2 separate regions of the Homo sapiens genome follow, and region 2 is linked to region 1. Evidence: chromatin loops called from intact Hi-C (ENCODE). Cell type or tissue: endothelial cell of umbilical vein. All regions are shown on one strand. Each heading gives the region's core, and the rest is flanking DNA. Links, peaks and the distances in the headings are about the cores only.

What was found. Peaks named below come from ENCODE experiments on the same cell type or tissue, not always from the same donor. Only the 100,000 strongest peaks of a DNase experiment are listed, where the experiment ranks them.
Region 2: a loop joins it to region 1, with 7 times the contacts of the local background. A loop is called at or near these places in 10 of 110 quality-filtered maps.

What each region holds. Positions count from the first base shown.
Region 1 is chr9:83,328,936-83,339,917 of GRCh38, reverse strand. It overlaps FRMD3 (FERM domain containing 3), which reads left to right. Exons shown (of 14, transcript NM_174938.6): 6 at 4,279-4,402. Among named protein-coding and RNA genes, the nearest start is that of FRMD3-AS1, 120 kb to the right of the region's middle. In endothelial cell of umbilical vein, for the core only: a CTCF peak has its summit at 5,492 (motif pointing left); a DNase peak (open chromatin) is centred at 5,477.
Region 2 is chr9:83,193,933-83,204,914 of GRCh38, reverse strand. It overlaps a transcript of RASEF not described here and the pseudogene RN7SKP242. Among named protein-coding and RNA genes, the nearest start is that of FRMD3-AS1, 20 kb to the left of the region's middle. In endothelial cell of umbilical vein, for the core only: a CTCF peak has its summit at 5,472 (motif pointing left); a DNase peak (open chromatin) is centred at 5,464; H3K27me3 peaks cover 1,106 bases.

The DNA.
Region 1 (10,982 bases), core at 1,253-9,252:
TTTAGTTAAATGATTGTGCCTGATTCATTTAACTATGGGAAAGACTGGTTGGCCGCCTGCTGGGATGGTATCACTACCTCATTCATTCATTTGTTCATGTGTTCTCCAAATACTTCCTGAGAAGTTGCTAGGGGGCCACATGGCAATACAAAGTTCCTGTGGGAAGATGGATAAGGAAACAGGCCATTGTGACCCTGCGTTGTTGGTTAGATGGAGGAACACACAGGCCCAGTCCCTGCTATGAGTGTCCCAGGAGGGCTCCTGACTTAGCAAGCATGGGTCAGGGAAAGCTCCTGAAGGAGTTGGCCCTGGAGCTAAAGGTCCTGCATCTCAAATTCTTTTGGAATGAGTCCTTTCCAAACCAGGGGAAAGCCTGTTGCTTTTTAGACTTACTGTTTCTGACCTTACTCACCCATTCACTTCAAACTCATTGGATTTTTCTCTTAGAATTGAATCCTTTTAGAAAAGTGCTAGAGCTGGTTTCAAACCGCAGGGCCTCCAGTTGTATGTCATTTGTCACGACTTCAACTTCCAAGTCATGAGCAGGAGGGAGAACCATGGCGGCTTACCCAACTCCTCTTGGTATGAATAGCTAGAAATCTTTATTCATTTTAAAAAACCTGCCTTCTGCTTAAGGAGAGGTCAGAGTTAAAGACAAGCTTTAGGGAATCAGAGCAGGGCCTGTGATGGGGACAGTGTTAATCTTGTCAGCAATCCGGTGCAGTCTTCACAGCATTTCTTCTCTAACTTTTCTAACATTTGCAGTGTGTAGCATTGCAAGTCTATAATATCTCACAAGATTTCCTGGAAAGAAAAGGGCACCCTGAAAAACGATGCCCTCCCTCACCAACCACTCTGCAAGCTGACATTTGCATTGAAGATGACCCAGTTTCATATTGGTGGTCCATTGTCCCATCACCTTTGGAAATTACCTATGGAAAATGGAAGCACTGGGATCGTCCATCTCCTAAATATTAATGCCTGTAGCTAGCTCACAGGGGCACAAGCGTGTATGTGTGTAAAGGTGGACATGTTACGTGTATTTCTTTTGGAACATAGGTTGAGTTAATCATCAGTTTATGGCCCACCTCTCATCATTGGTCCCTTTAGGCCCATGGATTGATTGATTGATTTCCCTTTTTCCATTATTCTCCATTTCCACTCCTAAGGGCAATGCTGGGTTCATATACATATCTTTGTCTTTGTATCCATCCTTATAAAATGATTAATATTGTTTTTTTGTGTCTATACTTCTAAATTTCATAAATTAAATGATGCTATAGAACTCATTGTATTCCCTCCTTCTTACGCTCAGAACACTGCTTTTGGGATCTGTCCATATTGCATACGTACATCTTATTTTGTTGATTTTAACTGTGACAGAGTGTCCCAAAGGGTGCGTCTTCCATGTTTTACTTATCTAGCTGTCCCACTAACAATAAACACCCAAGTTGCCTCCAACTTCTGACTATTATGATTAATGCTGTCATAAAAAAAACCTTGAACATATCCTTTTTTTGCACCTAGAGTTTTTCTAGGAAAAATGCCCAGAAATGGGATTGCTAGGTCATAATATTTGACTAAAAACTCCCACCTTGCTCTCTGGAGGAGCAACATGCATCTAGCACCCTTCAGCAGTGCACAAGTATTTTTGTTTTCTTGTGTCTCTGCCAACTTCCTAGTTTTATTGCCAATGTTATAGGTATAAAGTAACATCTTGTTTTGGTTTGCATATCTCTAATTATTCATGAGTTTGAGCATCTCTCCCTACACTGGCCCTTAGGGTTTCCCCTTCTTTGAATTGTCTGTTCATTATCCTTTGACCATTTCTCTATTGGTCTTCCTGTCCATTAAAAAATGATATGTAGGGATTTCTTCTTTATTCTAGATATTAGTCCTTGTCAGCTTTAGATTGTGAAGATATGTTCTTTCAAGTTGTCATCTCTCTATTACTTTGACTCTGATGTCCTTTATTAAACAGAAATAAATTTTAATTTTGGTATGATCAAATTAATCAATTTCCCCTTTGTGACTGAAAGTATTTTAGGTCTTATTTTAGAAGTCTTCCCTCGCTGTGGTATATGTTCTAGGTTGTTTTAAGAACTCTGTAATTTGAATTTTGTCCAGAAGCTTTAAAGAGCTTTGATTTCCTCCTGGTTATATACTTTTCCAGTCATTGGATGATGTGACAATGAAGGGACAGTGGATACAAATTACAGAGTTGGATGTAATTTTTCAGATGCACTCAAGGCATACTAATTTTTTTCTACTTCAAAGTCATATTGGTCATCAGGTTCTTCTAATACAATTTTCCCACTATCTTTAGTCTACTCTCCTGGGCCATATCTTTTGTTTCTTCCAGAGACACTTGCTTCTTCTGGCTCATATTCCTTAGCATGCTTGTGGAACCAATAGAAAGTATTCTTGATGCCAGACATCACCTTTGCCCCTCCATGCTGTGGTTCACACACCCATCTCTGCTTGGCCTTCTGGGTGCTCAGAGATGTGTAGGCATTTCTCTTTTTACCCTTGAAGATCCTCTGGAGGTGCCCTTTGTTAGTGTCAGCTGAAGAATCATGAAGTACATAAATTTGGAAAGAAGAGCTTTATTTCTCACAAAGGGTTGCAGCTTGCAGGGTGGCCATTCTGACAGGTGGGGAAACGTAGACTCTGGCCAGAAGCTGGAAACAAGCACTTCAAGGGTGGGAAGAATAAGACAAAGATTTATGCTGAATGGGGTGGCCAAGTATACGTATTCAACAGGTTATTATAGGGGCTGTGAATAGTCACAAAAGGAAGGCACAGGCATGCATAGTAGGCTAGCACATAAGCAACATGCATCCCATGTTCACTTTTGGGTGGAGACTTAACATTTAAATGTATTATCATTAGGGCCTATACAACAAAAGGTGAGGCAGAGGACACAAAGGCCCTCTGTGCACAGCCTCCATAGACTGGCCAGAACCACTTTGTAGTCAGTGGTCTCTTACCAGGAAGGAATGCTGATCAGTTACTGTGTCAAAACCACAAAAGGGAGGGGCAGCATCGGCAATTGGTTGATATCAGTGGTGCAGTCTTTCAGAAGGGCTGGTTTCTGTTTAACCCTTGGTGTAGGAAACCTAATAGCAATTAATGAGGGAGGGGGTATAATGAGGTCTGACCTCATCATGTCTGGGAACTCAGTTTTTAAGGGTTCTCTGGGGCCTCTTGGCCAAGTGGGGGCAATGTTCAGTCTGTTGGGGGGCTTAGGATTTTATTTTTATTTCTCATTAGACTCCAGCAACAACTTTAATCTAGTATGCTCTTCTGTTTTAGATGTATACTCCTTAATTTCAAGAGCAATCAATTTGTTTTTAAGTGCAATCCCGCTGGGTTCCTTCTAGTGATTTTTCAATGAATAAGCCACACCTGCATAAGCCTCAGAGCAGGCAGCTCCAGTCAGGGAATTCCTGACACAGAGAATATTAGCTGTGAATGGAACCCCGAGGAATGTCCACTGGTTTCCATCTAAAGGTGGTACCACCTCCTATCCTGGGGAGCATTTGGAAATACTGGGGCGGGGGCATTAAATTTTTAAAAAATGTAAAACATTTTAAATCAATAAACATTATATATATTTATGGTATACAACCTGATGTTTTGAAATATGTATGCATTGTGGAATGGCTAAACCGAGCTTTACATATACATTACCTCATATACTTATCATTTGTTTTGGTGGTGAGAACAATTAAAAGCTACCCTCTCAGGGATTTTTAAGTATACAATACGTTGTTTCTAATTATAGTCTCCATGTTGTACAATGCTCTCTTGAATGTATTCCTTCTATCTAACTGAAATCCTGTATTCTTTGACTAACTTCTGGGAGAGAGCAGTTTTGATGGTCACAGTGCCTGGGTCTGCTGCTAGCATCTAGTACCTGAAGGGTAGAGCTACTAAATGTCCTACAGTTCCTTAGAAAATCTGAAATAATAAAATTGTTCAGCCCTCAAAATGCCAATGGTGTCCCCACTGAAAAACAGTAATTTAAATCCTTTATTATACTGATAAAGAAGGCGAGACCCAGAGAAGATTCTCAAGATCCCAAGCTCACACAGCTCGATCTGAACTGGAATATGAGCCTCTAGACACTCAGGCTTTCTCTGGGTACAGATACATATTTTTGGGTGAGTTTATTCCAGCCTCTTCTTTTGGATGGCAGGAGGCACTCCATATGCACCCTGCTCATGTTATTGTTTTTAATCTTTCTCTGTCTCTTTATTTTTTCACTCATTACAGCTGAGCTTGGTGATTACGATCCTGATGAGCATCCTGAGAATTACATCAGTGAGTTTGAGATTTTCCCCAAGCAGTCACAGAAGCTGGAAAGAAAAATAGTGGAAATTCATAAAAATGAACTCAGGTAATTACTGAGTAGACATTTGTGAAAATGATAAAGGGGAGAAAATATTCTTACTGCAGGGAATGTGGAAATCACATCGTGAAGGAGGAATATTTGTAATGTATGGATAGGCTGTTTTGCGTGGCAGCGCAATTTTTCTGGGCACTGTCAAGGACACCCTGGTGTCCTCCGTCAATAACAATCTCAACAGTTTGGAGTCCTATGAGTGGCTGTTTATGATCCATCAGTAGTTATTAGATCCATGTATTTTCTTACACATATGGATTTCTAAACACCCTGAGCTTCTGAAAGTGGAATCTAAGGTAAATAAGTAAACCTTTCTGATTTGAATTTTGTGTTGCCTTTTTCCCACCGGTGGCCATAGCTGGAAGCATTGACTCCAAGTAGAATAGAATCCATTGGGAAGATTCCCTTTGCTGAGCTACTTTCAAGATGACAGATTTAGTGTCTGATCCTCTTTTTCTCACCTGCGATGCTTCAATGATAGCTGCACAGTAGCAGTGGTAGAAGCAAAATTGCATAGAGCATTCACCACGTTCCTAACACTGTTCTAAGCACTTTGCACATATTAACTCGTTTAATCTTCACAACAACCTAGGAGATAGGTTATTGTTATTCTCATATTACAGATGAGGGAACCGAGGCACAGAGAGGTTAAACAACCTACCCAAGGTCACGCAGCTAGTAAGTATCAGAGCTGGGATTTGAATTCTGGCAGTCTTGGTCTAGAGTCTGTGCCTTTATGCCCTGTGTGATGGTTACACTCTACATGGGCTGCTGGGAATCAAATGAAGTGTGTGTAGGGATCATTGCCAACTTGGAATTTAGGTAATTCAAGTAGTCTAGTCTGTAGCTAGAATTTAGATACTGTGCAAACTACAGAAAAAAAAATCATTTTGGTAATAGCAAGCATGGGCAGTGTTATGACAAGTGTTGATGAAAAACTGCAAGAACTGAGATGCTTCCATGTTCTAGGCCTCTGGTAAGTATAAAGAAAATTGCATCATTGGATTATGCATTCTGGAACAGACAACTGTCCCGGTGTGAGGAAATTGTTCTAGCTCCCTCCTTTATGCAGGCGCGCCCCCTACTGGTGAGTCTGGGAAGAGTATATGTGAGGGCATTCAAGGTGGCAGCTTATTTCAGCTGGGAAAATATGACGCTTAGTCTTAGAGATAAAGATGATTAGACATCAAAACATTGTACTACTTTCAGAAAGCAACAGGCCATCTATGTGGGTAATTTTAGAGTATTGTCTCCTAATGAAAAGCCTTGTTGAAGATACATGAAATTCTCACTACTCTTTTGCTATTTTGGAGACAAATGTACTAGAGGTAGAAATAAAGTTCGATATTTTTGTGGAGGGGTTTGTGGCAGAGCAGTGTTCCGGGGAGCACAGGGTGAGAATCCCTGGATGAAGGAGTTGCACCCACTGTTTGAATTGATAGGAGATGGGAATGGAAAGGTTTTCTATGCCCTGAATTTGCAGGGCCTCTAACGCTCAGAACATAGGATAATAATATACACTTATTGAGCATTTACTTACTAGATGCCAAAACATTGTGCTAAGAGCTTTAAGTGCATTATCCCACTCAGTTCTCCCAAACTCTATTAGATGGGCGCTATTGTTCTTTCTAGTGTGGGATGAGGAAAGTACAAGCTGAAGTGGTTAAAGGACTTGTGCTTTGTAAATAGTGGAGTCAGGACTTGAACCTTGGGTTACCTGGCTCAAGGTATGCCCATGCTCTTCTCCCTTTGTTGAGCGTTTAAAGGGAATCAGGTAGTCGGGTAGGTGTTTCACGGTGATCACCATGTCAGCGGTGCCTGAGGATGGAGAACCAGGGCAGGAGGGCCAGTTAGTAATTTCTGGTATTCAGACAAGAAACGGGAAGGACCTGAAAAAGAATAGGAGTAAAGGAAATTGAAAGAAGAGAGTCATGAGAGGCGTTGCAGCCAGACTTGGTGATCCACAATTTCATGAGAAAATGAGTGAATCACAGAAGATTCCAAGTTGTTTTATTAACATTCAGAAAGCTGTAGCTTGGACCCTGGGCCAGCACCTGAGCTTGTGGAGATCACTGAAAGTGGTCATCATGCACTCAGGGAAGACGGGGGTCATCAGTCACTCGCACTTTATAAATCTTGGAAGTAAGTTCTGTGGTTTGATCAAAGCTGCCATTCTATGGCACATGTGGTCCTGCACATTTGAAACATCCATTAAGCCTTTGTGAAGAGTTGGGAGTTGTATGCCTGAAGGATGAACCTGTCAGGAATCATATCACCTTGCAAGGACAGCTTCAGGGGCTATTTCCCTGTGTATTTTTGCTCATTCTAAGTAGTTCTGTATTTCATTCAGCATCAGTGCAGCAGAGAGATACTTTTGGTTTGGAGGGTAAGACAAGAAGAGCAGAAGAGGCTGACAGTGCAGAGGGAGAGGAGCTTTCTTGCGTCTGTTGGGAAACCTGCTACAGGGACTGAAGGTGCTCTGGGGGTGCCACCACCCCTTCATACACAGGTCAAGAAAGTGTTATCTGTCTTGTGTAAGGAATTGGGCCTTGGTTGAATTACTCTGCAAACCTGACCAAGCCAGGAAGGAGTCATGGATGGAGAAGACCTGTGCTTGGCTGCACCAAACCATGGCCATCCTGCTCTCCAGAGTCACCACAACACCCGTGACCCTCCCACTTAGCTAGGGATGGTGTGTGGCCATCGAACTGCTGTTCTGAAGACTTCCTGAGAGGATTCCAGTTGGCTTTTGTTGGGGTTTGAGGGACCCAATAAATAACCTCCTTCTTCCTTCCTGCTTTCTGAATCAGCTGAGAAATAAAACACAACAGGTGCTCAAATATTAGCAGAAATGATGATTTACAGGGAGATCAACATGTTTACCTCAGGAGGGGGTGGTTTCACAACCTTCTCCCAGCCTTTTTATTGATTAGGATTATTCTGCTCCTGTGATCTCTGAGAGAGGAAAAAAAGTCACCATTCTTGGCAGAAAATTAATGAGAGAGAAAAAAGAAATTTCCTCTCTGGGAGGCTACAGACTGCTTGAAGGTGGGACCAAGATGGCCTGATAGATAGGCAAGAATAACAGAGTTCTTTGGGGGATGGTGGGGGGAGAGAGAGAGAGAGAGAGAAAGAGAGAGAGAGAGACTGACTCTTCCTTGGAGTTTTAAGAAGACCAAGATTTTAAGAAGAATTTTCATGAACTAAATTAGATTGATGACTGAAGGTAAAAGTTCATGCTTGGATCAATGTTTCTTCTTCTGAGTCCTTCACTGTACTGGAGGATAGGGAGAAGCAACAGTCTTGCAAATATAGTAGCATGTTATAGTTATCGATCATCTCTATTTCAGTCAAGATCAGTTAGATTTTGCTGAGGAAACAAACACCCAATGCTCAGTGGCTTAGAGCAAGAAAGGCTTCTTCTTGACTCTGCTCTGTGCCCACCAGAGGCCAGCTGGGGGGCTCCGCCCACCATTGTCACTCAGGGAAGTCAGAAACTTGGATTTGCCAGATGTTGAGCCACAAGGAAAAGAGCCCTGGAAGGTCATGCTTCATTTCGGAAGTGATTCATAGCACTTCTGCTTACAACTCTCTGATCAGGACTCATCCCAAGATCTTACCCAGGATCAAGGAAATGCAATTCTATGGTGTTCAGAAGGTAATAGGAGCTGGAAACAGTGGGCACCCAGCCCTTAATGGCCCTCACAACTCATTGACTAATAGAGTTGTTTTTCTTTTTTTAATAGACTTTATTTTTTAAAAGAGATGTTTAGGTTTACAGCAAAATTGAAAGGAAGGCACAGAGATTTCCTCTATACCCCTTTCCCACACATGCATAGCCTCCCTCATTATCAATATCCTTCCTAGAGTGGTACATGTATTACAACCGATGAGCCTACATTGATACATTATAATCACTCATAGTTGATAGTTTACATTAGAGTTCACTCTTGGTGTACACTCTATGGGTTTGATGAATGTATAGTATCATTCCATTGCAATACCAATACCATTATAGTATCATACAGAGTAGTTTCCCTGTCCTAAAAATCATCCCTCCTTCTCCCCTAACCCCTGGCAACCGCTGATCTTTTTACTGTCTCTATAGCTTTTGCCTTACCCAGAATGTCATAGTTGGAATCATACAATGTGTAGTCTTTTCAGATTGGCTTCTTTCACTCAGTAATATGCATTTAAGTTTCCTCCATGTCTTTTCTTGGTTTAAGAGCTCATTTCCTTTTGGCATAAAATAATATTCCATTGTCTGTATGTATCATAATTTATCCATTTACCTGCTGAAAGACATCTTGGTTGCTTCCAAGTTTGAGCAATTATGAATAAGGCTGCTATAAATAACTGTGTGTAGGTTTTTGTGTAGACATAAGTTTTCAACTCATTTGGGTAAATACCAAACACCATGATTGCTCTATCATATGGTAAGAGTATGTTTAGTTTTATAAGAAACCACCACACTATTTTCCAAAGTGGCTGTAGCATTTCGCATTCCCACCAGCAGGGAATGAGAGTTCCTGTTGCTCCACATCCTTGCCAACATTTGGTGTTGTTAGTGTTCTGGATTTTGGTCATTCTAGCTAATAGAGTTGCATTTAGAAAGATTTTTATACAGGCATCTTTGGGCCTTTTAATATCATGTGAACTAGATGATATGGAGATGTGTCACTTACATAACCCACTGAGCCGAATGATTCTTCTAGGTAAGGGCTAGTTAAATATTTTTGGCTTTCTGGGTCATACGGTCTCTAGTGCAGTGACTCAGCTCTGTTTTGGTAAAGCAAAAGCAGATATAGACAATTCTTAAATGAGTGGGCCATGATTCAATAAAACTTTATTGACAACACAGGTGGCAGGCCACATTTGGCCTATGGGTCCTAGCTTGCTGACTCCTGTTCTAAACACATGGCAGACCAGGTATGGAATCAATTTCTACTTCACTCTCCTGCCTCTGTAGATAATTTTAAGTTATCAGGAGCCATATTTGTTTGTAAAACTATGTGTGAAAAATAATCTCTTGTAATTTTCAGACTTTAAGCTTGGTGTGCAGAGATGAGGACTGATTTAGAAATAGGTTATTCCTCCCTCTAGAGCCCTCTGGTGACTGGAGGAAGCCATTGCTGCAACCCCTGAGGACTTGATGGTCCTCTGTTTTTTTTGTTTTTTTTTTTTTGAGATGGAGTTTTGCGCACCGCAACCTCCACCTCCTGGGTTCAAGCAATTCTCCTGCCTCAGCCTCCGGAGTAGCTGGGACTACAGGCATGCGCCACCCTGCCGGGCTAATTTTGTATTTTTGGTAAAGACGGGGTTTCTCCATGTTGGTCAGGCTGGTCTCAAACTCCCAACCTCAGGTGATCCACCCGCCTCTGCCTCCCAAAGTGCTGGGATTATAGGTGTGAGCCACCATGCCTCGCCAGTCCTCTGTTCTTTTTGTCCCTCTTGGTTTCTGTTTTCCACAGCTTTAATCAAAGCCACCTGGGGTAAGAGGAAATACCCATTCCGTTAGTCCTGAGGGTGCTCGGAAGGGGTTTAAGATCAAGAATAAGATTGCTTTTACCATAAAGAACCCTGATAGACTTTGCTGGAGGTATTTCCTAGAGTTTCTACTCAGCTAGTCTTTTCTTCCTCTCATCACCAGTTCATCAGGTTTGTCATTAGAGACAGAGACATTTGCATTAACTTCAGTCATAGGTCATCAGCTTTTAAATATTCAAAAGGCTCAATTGGCAGTAAAGCAGTTTTGATGAAGTATATTCCTTGCCCTTGAAGAGCAGGAAAATCATCCAACTAGCCACACTATAATGATCCGGGGCAGTGAGGTTTGTGCTAGAAGCAAGAATGACACAGTGTGTTTTTTAAACAGAGTAATTATCTCTATTTCTTAAAGGTTATATTCTCTGTAAATCATGCGCCATGGCTATAGTTTAAAAAAATGGAGTTATCATTTTAAAAACGTCTAGGTTTCTAGAAACAAATACCCTGACATGAAAAATATCCTCTACCTTTGCTTCTGATGAATAGATCACAAGGGCCCTCTTAAGAAATGTTTTTGTCAGTTTTGAGAAGTGTGTTTATTGTGTAAAAAGAAGACAAGAAATAAATGTCTGGTTATTTTACAACCCCAATCTTTCTTAAGATGAGTTTTCTCTTTGTCATCGATCTCTCTCCCTGTATCATTTCCCTTCCCAAGTCCCTTCCAAACTCATAGAATCTCTCTCCCTGGTAGATTATCAAATCAATTTGCATTTTTTGTTGCTATTTGGTATAGCACCTTTCTTAGGAAGGGGGAAGATGGGATGATTTGGGATCAAATGCGTTCACTGTAAAAATGAAGTCCTGGCATTTTGTGGCCTAGGGTAAAGGACATTTCTAGGGAGGGATGGGCTGGGGCAAGTGGTGTGCATGTCCAAGCCATTCATGTTTTTTATACAGGTGAAATCTAGCTACGATGACCTTAAGGGGGAAAAAGCAATGTTACCAAAGTGCAATGTGGCCATGAAGAAGGAGAGAGGGTTATATTATTGAAAGTAGGAGTCAGCCATTACTTAATACATTGTCTGAT
Region 2 (10,982 bases), core at 1,463-9,462, 140 kb after region 1:
AATACAGTGTATGGAAGAGCTTTGAGAATTATAATTGGCAAAACTAGTATTAACAATATGGCTATTTGGTACATAGCAACTTATCCTAGAACTAAATGATCTTTTTGGCATATGTTTATATCCATTTTGTAAAACAGTCCCATGTCATCATTGTTATCAGTATCAGCATCATCAAATCAGCGAATGTTTATTATGTACTTAGTCCATGTGTGCCAAGCATGCTAATTTTTTCTCATATTAAATTATAGTCATCATGTGCTATTAGATGACATGTTTGTGTGGTGTTTTTGAGCTTTATGACATGGAATCCATTTTTCTTATTTCGTCCAATGTCTTTGGAAAGTGTAAGTGGTCCAATTCTCTGAAACAAAATTTATCAAAAGCACTTTTCCCTGGGAACCTTTTTTGTCCCCTCCAGTGATGAGTTTAGCAATAGAAATCTTTTGTCCTTGTAGGTTCTTAGGACCCATAGCCAGTGTAAGTGAAGGGCTTGAACCTTATATCTTGAACCCAGATGTGGCCTGTGAACTTCAGATACATACATACACCTTTATTGACATACCCATTTGAATGTTTCACAGGACTCCAAACTTTGCAAATTGAAACAACATTGATCAGTCCCTGCCTCACCCCACATGGTATCCCTGTGCCTGTGTCGTGTCCTCCATCTAGTGGCCAACCCTGTGGTGCTCCCAACTGCCCAGGCCAGAACACCAAGGCCTCTTACTCCTTCCTCTTCCTCACCATCCATACTTGGTCCATCTCTAAATCCTGTCCACTGTTACCTCCTAAATGTTTTTGAATACAGCTATTCATCTTCATCCTCACCTTCTTACCATCTGCTCTCCCTGGAGGACTGTGACACTGCCTTGTCCCCCTTAAGCAATCAGATGCTCACTCAGGCTCTCACTTTGATCTGTTCTCCACACTGCCATCAAAATGAGTTTTTCAAACATCTTTGAATGGCACTCTGCAGTGAATTGCCACTGCCCATAGAATAAAGGTTATCTACATCAGCATGTGTTTTGCGTTCTGAGTGTTTCCACCCCTGCCTCTCATCCTCTTGCTCCAGCCATAGGACCTCCCTTAGTTCTGCTGGCACCATGCACTTCCTCTCACCCCAGGGCCTTTGCATTTGCTGTTCCTCCTGACTGGAGTGCCCACCCATAGCCAGCTCCTCACTTACTTAAGTGATACTCACTCTTCAGATCTGAAATTTAGGACCCCAAGAGAGACCCCCACCGTACCACCTTCAGAACAGACCTGGTCTACTTACCTATTTTCTCTCAAGGCATCCTATTTTCACTTTCAACGAACTTACCTAAAATGTAATGGAATAGGCCAGGTGTGGTGGCTCATGCCTGTAATCCCAGCACTTTGGGTGGCTGAAATTGATGAATCACTTGAGATCAAGAGTTTGAGACCAGCCTGGCCAACATGATGAAACCCCGTCTCTACTAAAAATACAAAAATTAGCCAGGTATTGTGGTGAGTGCCTGTAATCCCAGCTGTTTGGGAGGCTGAGGCAGGAGAATTGCTTGAACCTGGGAGGCGTAGGTAGCAGTGAGCCAAGATGGCGCCACTGCACTGCAGCCCGGGTGACAGAATGAGAGTCCATCTCAAAAAAAGAAAAAAAAAAAGGACTGAAATAGAACATAAGGAGGGTCTACAAGGGCAAGACCAAGTCTGTCTAACTCACTAAGAGCTAGAAGTACTCAATATTTATTTAATAAATAAATGTAAAAATAAATGTAAATTTTGTAGGAACCCACACTAATTTTTAATGGATTGCTGTCGATCGTCTATTGATTATATATATGGGGCATATAATATCTATATATATAGATTCCATATATACAATAACTTCCATTTTGCTAGCTTTAACAATTAACAGTTGGGTCCATATAAGAGAATAATCTAAATATGTACATCTTTTTCTTTTAAGTACTGCTGTCCATTTACTTATTGTTAATTGACAAGTAAAAATTATATATATTATGGTGTACAACATGACGTTTTGATGTATGTATACCAGTAGAATGGCCAAATCAAGCTATTTAACATATGTAGTGCCTCACATACTTATCTTTTCTGTGGTGAGAACACTTAAAATCTAATTTCTTGGCTGGGTGTGGTGGCTCAAGCCTGTAATCCCAGCACTTTGCGAGGTGGGAGGATCACCTGAGGTGAGGAGTTTGAGACCAGCCTGGCCAACATGGCAAGACCCCATCTCTACTAAAAATTAAAACAAACAAACAAACAAACAAAAAAACAAGCCAAGCATAGTGGCGGGCACCTGTAATCCTAGCTACTGGGAAGGCTGAGGCAGGAGAATTGCTTGAATCTGAGAGGCTGAATCTGCAGTGAGCTGAGATCAAGCCATTGCACTCCAGCCTGGGCAACGGAGTGAGACTCCACCTCAAAAAAAAAATACTGCTTTCTTTTAATGCCATTTCTTGTTAAATTCATTTTAAAGTGCATTGGAAAGCTTTCTATCATTACAATGTGTGTTAGTTGTAGTTAAATATTAGCTTGACAATTGTTTTTCATTATGAATATTCATTATTTATAGTTCTGTTTTCTCTTTTGTTATCATTGTCTATTACATCTCTGAGTCATTGCAGCTGCTTGACTCATGTCTTTTAGCCAATTTTCCTTTTAAGCTGCATAGATATAGAAATTAATTAAACATACTTAAGCTTATGTGTTAAATAATAGTTAATAAGGCTTTGAATGAGAACTTAAGGAGCAAAGTGCATGTTGCTATGATGGGTGGTTTTTCTTTTTTTTTTGGACAGGAAGTAGGATTTATTGGTGGGCATTAGGAGGGAGCAGCACATGGGGAGCCCTCATGAGTGCAGGGCCTGCCACTTGTCCAGAGGGCCATAACTGGAGATGTATTTGACCCCATAGCCATCTGGGATGAGCCACTTCTCAGTCACCATGTTTTCAAATCATCTGCATGATGCAGTGTTATGTTAGCATTTTCATCTGTGTCCTGATCTGGCTTCTCGGTGCTTGAAGGAGTCAGACTTAGGAGTCTGATAATCTGGGAAGGGAGATATTATTGTATATATTCATGCCCTTAGGAGCTAAAACATTTAAAACAAAATGCTAAACTACTTGAGAATAGAACTGAAGAGACAACAAACCAAGCATGAAATCCTGCTGAGCATTTTTCCTTACTTACATATTCCAAGCATGAAATCATGCCAAGCACTATTCCTTACCTACATATTAAGTAAAATTAGATCCCAGGCAAGTAACTAATTTGTAGTGAGGAGTAGAGAAATAGAAAAAAGTCCCATTAATATTTACATTGAGTCCAACTGCTATATTGGTCCACGTGATAATACATGTTTCACTCCAAAAACATTTCTTACAATTATATTTTTTAAAAATTCTGAAATAGCACTAGATTGGTTAAGTAGTTGCCTCCAGAATCCACTTACTATTTGGGAGTGTCTCCTCCATTACCAAGGCCTCTTCCAAGAGAATATCCGAACTCTGGCATCCTCTACGTCCAAGGCATAATTCAAAATTATTTCAGCAAAACATGATGATAGGAATATGCTTTCCCCACTGCTAAGAACCCTGGATGGGCTTTTGCTTGTCATTCTCCAGCACCTTTTTGGTTGAAGGCCGAATGCAGTGGGCTGTGTGGAGGAGAACTGTGTTCCAGACAGGGACACATGGACAGTCTGGCTGTGACTTCTGTTCTGCCATCAACAGCCAGGGTACAGCAGCCTGGTCTGACTTGCTAGGCAGGTGTCCTTCTTCCACAGCTTCTCCAGGATTCTCCCAAACCTATATCATTGGGTGGGGTGGATGGCCTTTCTAGGAAGAGGAAAGCCCTCTTGCCTTCACAAGTCTACATTAGCTGCATTTCTCTGTTAGATCCTTTGATCAAACTCACTCCAGATATTGAAAGTCTTTATGTACAAAATCCTGGTCTATGGGTCTATGACCCTTTAAGAGAAGGGAGATGCTCTGGAGTGCTTGGACTCATCTTTGGAGCAAAGTCAGCTGGAGGTCATGTCCAGACTGGCAGCCTCAATGCAGCATTGTTTCCTTGGTAATCTGAGTAAATCCCAGCTCTTTTCTCACTTCAGGGAACCACAACATAGGCTATGACTTAACTAATTCATGTAGCAAGCTCACTGAGGCCCTGCTATGAGCTGACATTGCTTTAGAACCTGGGGATACAGCAGTGAACACAACAGACAAAATCACCTCTTCCTTCCTGGAGCTTACATTCCAGTGGAGTGAGACAAAAATGATGATGACAGGTGTTTTGAGGAAAATAAGGCAGCAAAGGGAGACAATAGCATTGGAAGGACTGATTTTTAAATACAGTGGCCGGAGTGTCTCGCTGAGATGGTAAACGAATAAAAAACTCAGTGGGAGTTGATCTGGGAAAGGACCTTTCTGAACAGGCCAGCAACAAGTGCAAGGCTTCTAATTGGGAGGCTTCTTGTATTTGTTTGTGCATCTTTTTAGAAGGATTTTTTTGTTTTTTGAGACGGAATCTTGCTCTGTTGCCCAGGCTGGAGTGCAATGGCATGATCTTGGCTCACTGCACCCTCCGCCCCCTGGGTTCAAGCAATTCTCCTGCCTCAGCCTCCCAAGTAGCTGGGATTACAGGCAACCGCCACTACACCTGGCTAATTTTTGTGTTTTTAGTAGAGATGGGGTTTTACCATGTTAGTCAGCCTGGCCTCAAACTCCTGACCTCAGGAGGGGAACTGGTTAAAAACACACCAGCCTTGGCCTCCCAAAGTGCTGGGATTACAGACGTGAGCCACCGCGCCCGGCCTTTAGAAGGATTTTATGTATATGTGTGTGCATATGCATCCTTAACAAATTCACACATGTCATCGTTACAGAGCATAGTGTCTACCACTTTCTTACTTAAGCATGTCTTAGAGGTCTTTCCATACCAACAGACAGGCCTACCTCAGTTGCTAGGTGGCGGCATCATGCTCCATGGTGTGCCTGTGCTGTGTGTTTTTAACCAGTTCCTGACTGATGCACAAGGCTGCAACTAGCTCCTAGTCCAGTTCCAGGTCCAGGAACTCCAGAGGCATTTTCCCTGCCCATTTCTCTGCTCTCCTCTCCTGCCTCCTATATCAGATACGCATTTGTGTCCTTGGCCTCTGTCTCACCAGCACCCATGCCCTGCCTCCTCTTTTCCTTCCTTCTCAACTTCAGTTCAGGAAAGAATGGTCCATTTTTGTTCTAGTTTCTGAGTCTTCAATACAGTGTCAGCCTCTTGCTGACAGATGTTGTCCTTTAGTGCCTCATTTACCCACTGATTTGGATGTGGAAAGAAACTGCGTAAGAGGATTTAGAAGTGCATTTTGTTGGCGTGTCACCTGCAATATTGGTGTCACTCCCTGATGCTCTGGTGCTTCCTGAGTCTATATTTGATTTGCCTGTACATGACAGTCTCATTCTGGCCTCTAGTGGATGATGCTGTCTCAACATGCAGGCTGGCCGTGTTAGTTAGCAATCCCTGCTACAGACAGGCTGCGATGGTGCGAGCAACTCCATAGCTACAGATGCACATTCTTTTGTAAAAAATACTTAACTCTTTATAGCAGATCTCTAACAGAAAATAAAGCTGACTTTGTCTTATGAGCTTTTCAAAGGTCAGGTGCTTTTTTTTTTTTTTTTTTTTTTTTTTTTTTAAATTAGGGCTGTCCAGATGCCTCCAAAATATGTGAGAAAAAATGTAACCTTCTTAACTTCCAACTTCCGAATGTGCAAACCAGTTTGTTTCCTGACATAAAACTCATGCCAAACTTTGAAAAAGCATTGCATCTTTTTTCTCTTGTGGAAGGTCTTGGAAACCTTTGTGAAATTGCAATTAATAGCAAAAGTAATTGGGGATGAAGACATTTCATTGCTTTGCATAGTTATTTGACAGTTGTCATGTCTCGTATGAGCCTGTATGCAGAGTGGCTTTTGTGGCAGTTCTTTTTGTTTCTTTCATTGTCTAAATATTTAAGATTTGTATTTCTTTCTATAGTAAATGTTTTCTCTACATTTATCCCTCCCCTACATTTATCCCTCCCCCCCATTCTATTTATAACTTTCAAAATTGCCTGGGAACAGAAAGCTGCTCCTTCTGCCTTTTCTCATCTCTTTGGGCTTTGTCTCCTGCATCTCTGCTTGCTCAGGGACTGCAGTCTGCTCTGTGGAGTGGTCGCTGAGAGCGAAACAAGTTCTGTTTTTCAGGCTCATGAAGCAGGAGTCAGACTGCCTGAAATGTTGCAGGGCTGAGAAGAACAGCCTGTGTTAAGTGCTAGGAGGAAACCTGAGTTTGTTTGTCCTCTCATTGATTGGCTTCTGTATCTCCCTGTGGTGCTGCCTTAGTCAGTCCAGTGAGTTAACAAAATGGGGCCGCTCCCTGGGGTCTGCCATCCAGACAGCTGGCCAGGCAGTCTATCCATGTGTAAGGACATGCAGAGAGTGGAGGTGAAAGGCACTGAATTATGTATAAGGAAAGAGGTTTCCTTATGCATGTTAAAGGGGACAATACTGTTGCCATTGCAGTTTTTAGACAGTAAAGAGAAAGAGAAAGGGGTAAATTCTATTGAGTAGTCTTTACCTAAATTGTATGGTAGGTTGTCTGTTTCCTTTGAGCATAAACTGGTATAAATGTTATGTAGTCATAGTTTTCAGGTGCCTTCTTATTTCTAAATTATATGTTTTGGGGTAATTTTGCAAGGAAAACATTATTTGGGGAGTCCTGATATTGTAGATCTGTATTAAAGGACTAATGAGCTGCGGTCTCTTAACTGAAGTGAATAAAATCATCCAGTAAGTTATTTTGTTCTAGGCATATTTCTCAGACCAGAGTGATGAGATTTTGTGAGTTTGTCATGGCATCGAGGAGATGTACACATTAATTTCCAAAAGATGATTCTCTCTGATAAGTAAGTGCAAAGCCGTGCTACCATTGAGCAATTAGTTTCCTTGTGCTTTTACTGCTGTAGATATCAAAGCATTTCAAGACCAAGCTCAGCGGAAGCAGAGGAGAGACCCTCCACTGGGATTTATCCCGGTGCTTATGCTGTTGGTAGGTGGCCAAGTCGTTAATAAACCAACTGGCCTAATCTGTCAGACTAACGGAAGCAAAAAGGGAACAGTTGCATGTGCCAGCCCCAATTAAAATGTAAAATCCAGGAGGAGCTGATAAGGAGGAGTGAAGAAGTGGAGCTGAGAGCCATGATTCTCCAAGTGCCCAAATGTTAGCATCACTCTTGGAAGAGTACTCGTGGCATCTGTGGTCTCAGGAGGAATTTTTAAAACTTGACTTCCAAGATTTCTTATTACAGAACCATGGTTGAATGGCACCAGCCATTCAAAATAAATTTTTTTAAAAAATCATCATCTTTTTTGTCTCACTCCACTGGAATGTAAGCTCCATCAAGGAAGAGGTGATTTTGTCTGTTGTGTTCACTGCTGTATCCCCAGGGTCTAAAGCAATGTCAACTCATAGCAGGGCCTCAGTGAGCTTGGTACCTGAATTAGTTAAGTCATAGCCTACGTTGTTGTTCCCTGAAGTAAGAGCATTATAATATCCTCTTACTCCTCTTCTTCTTACTGACACTTGAGGAAGGAGGGAGTGTCTGGCTCAACTCTAAAAGCTCTGTGTGATGAGGGATCAACATGCCCATAATAACCTCTGCAAAATCTCTCTGCAGATCAGTCTTTCCGTGGTTTCCATGGCCTGTGCTGATGTGATAATAGAGGTGATTCACACAGTGGTGAATTGACTCCTGTGATCAAGGACTGTTCTGCTCCTGGTGAGAGCATAGCCTTCCAAGGAGAGGGTGGGACCATTGTCTGCATGGTCTGTCTTGGCCTTTGCCATGGGCTGTTTTGTTCAGTGTTTTTGGTGGCCACCAGTACAGAAGAAGAGCTCTTTCTTTCTGTTTAGGGAACCATATGTTCGTCATTAAAGGAGCAGCACTAGAGACATTTTGTGGTTCCAAGTGTTGGGTAAAGATTTAATGGTTCTGACAGTGTTGGATTTTCATGTCTGCAGTTAGCTTCTTGCCTTCTGAGTTACTATAAAGATTAATTTGCACAAATCACAGCCTGAAGGAAACTCCTACCAAGATGGGGAAATTTAGGGAGTCAATAATTAATACCATCCTCTTCCCTCCCCAGTTTTAGAATTAAAGGAGTCAGACAGTCAGACAAGGAGAGATTAAAATAGCTGCTTTATTATGCAGCAGCACAGCTGTGGTTATGGGTTCAAGTCAGCATCAGACTCATAGGACACAAATAGGTTTTAATATTATGTTTAGATGGCTTTATAGCAAGACACACAGCAGGAGATTCAGCAAGCACAGCATCTTCATCTTATCAAGGGGCCCGGTAGTGACCCACATACGAGACCTTTTTGCCCTGTCTCCCACTTGGGGTGTACAAGGCTGCTGTGGATGAGAGTCAGGGTTTATGGGGTCACCTTGACACAGAGAAGTCATAGTTCCTTTTTCTTATAAATGTTTTATATTATTCAAGTCCTTTGCAGTTCTAAGACCTACATGACAGCCCACAGCTCCCCCATCCCAGGTGCAGAGCCACTCAACAAAGGGTGGAAGAGACATTCCCCATTTATCTTAACTCTGCTGTTTCTTAAGAAACATTTCCAGGGAGACCAGGTTTTCGCAGCCCTGACATTAACCGTTTCCTCTCCATTGCTCACTTAACATGTTTCAAATTGAATATGTTCAATTCCACTTGATCCAATTGATCCTTTCCACTTCAACCTGCCCCTCTTGTAGTTCTCCCATCTTGGTGAAGTCCAACTCCACCTGCCAGTCACTCAGGCGAAACACCTTGAAGTAATCTGAGGTTTCTTCTCTTTCGTGTGCCGTGTCCACTGCCACCCCCGGGTCCAAGTTGCCATTCTCTCTGGCCTAGATTATCCCAGGAGCCGCCCAGCTGGGCTTCTGCTTGCACCCTTGTTTTTTGCTGTCCCACTTCCCACTACTCCTATCAGTAGGCTGTTTTGAACATGCCTGACAATCAAAGTGATTCCTAAAAAGCAAGAAAGGAGAAGAAATATATTATTCCTCTGTTAAAAGTCATCTAATGGCTTCCAGTGTCCCTCAGAGTCAGTAGCTGTCAGAATTCAGCCCTTACCACCTCTGTCCTCCCAGGCACTCTCCCGAGCCAACCTGCCCTGCCTCTTTATATCACTCATATATACACGAAAATAGATATGTATCACTTACATATCTATGTTTCTTTATTATCTGTATTCCCTGCTGGTATGTAAGCTCCATGAGGGCAGAAAATCTGTTTCTTTCTTGTCTGTTTTTCCACTGCTGTATCGCTAGTGCCTGGAATAGTGCCTGGCATGTGTAGGAGGTAAATAAGCATTTGTTGAATAAGGAACACGCAAATGAGTGAATGATGGGTTGACTTAGCAGCATGGCCACAGTGGGCCTCCTAGGTCTCCACCCATAAATGAGATTGACTTTCCCACCCGATTGTCAGCTTATTAGATACCCCAGACCCTTTGGACTGTCAGACAACTAATCATTGCCCCTGCTCTTCTGTCAGGCATATTGGAGAGAGAGAACTCTGGAGGATTTGGGCAAACTCAGTTTCCTCTTTCAAAATCCCCAAGCAGGTAATTCACACTACCTCCCATGGGTGAGTGATGGGTATGAGAGAGGGCACGAAAATTACACAAACTGAAATCCCGCCACATAGCTGCATGAAGCCAGAGGCATAAAGGTTGCCTGTGACATATGACGATCTCAATTCAGAAAGAAGATGCGGGCAGCCCAAGGGCATGCTCCAGAGGAAGGCCAAGCCTGTCACAGACAGTTGTAGTGTGATCTCTGAGCGCAGAAAGTGAGGGGCAGTACTCAGTGCACAGGTCTTGTTTTCTAATACTATTCTCTGATAAAGAAACCAGGTCTCCTTGGAGAGATGGCCATTCTAGGGCTGGGGCAAGGAATATGCGAAATGACCTATAACCTTCTGTAGTATCAGAAAATAAGTAATTGCTCAAAGAGCAAAAGAATGGGGCATATCAAAGGGGCACAGGAGTAATCCTGAAAAGAGCTGATCAAAGTTGGAGCAATTTGAGCAGCAAAATAAATAATGTAGTGCTAGGTTATAACTGAAAGTATAAAATAAATGTCCCTGAGGCCATGCTGATACAAATGACTGAATGAGTGATTAAATAAACGGGGGAGAAGAGATAAATCTTTCCTACAGAAGAATCCCAAATATTTTATGTATGAATTGTTAATGTATGCAATAAAGAGGTAGAACTTAGTCCTTCTTTCTGATTTGAGTGTGGTCTATAGTTAGTGTCTTATTGGAGTATATAAGGGGGAAAAAGTGATTTTCCAGGGAAGAAGCCTAGCAAACACTATGGCGGCCAGGTGGTCAAGGCTAACATCATCTGTGACGAGTCATGTTGAAAGCTTCTACCCCTCATGTAGGGAAGGGTGCAGCACCTGTGTAGTGTTCTCCCTCCCACACCTGACCCTAGTGTAACCATGCAGAAAGCATTAGACAAACCCAAATTGAGGAGCAGTCTACAGAATACCTGATTATTACTCCTCAAAGTGTCAAGGTCATGAAAAACAAGAAAAGCATGAGAGGCTGTCCCTGATGAGAGGAGCCTAAGAAGACATGAAGACTAAAGGTAATGTTATATCTTGGATGGAATCCTAAAACAGGAAAAGGACATTAGGAAAGACACTAATAAAATCTGAATACAGTATGGAGTTTATTCAATAGTAATTTGCCAATGCTGGTTTCTTAGTCGTGACAAATATCCCATGGTAGTGTAAGATGGTAACAGGAAAAACAAAGGGAGGGGTATATAGGAACTCTCTGTATTACCTTTTCTGCTTTCCTGTACATCCAAATTATTCTGTAAGAAAAAGTTTATTACAAAAAGAGAAGAATTAGTAAGCTCTTTCACTTGCAGTCCACCT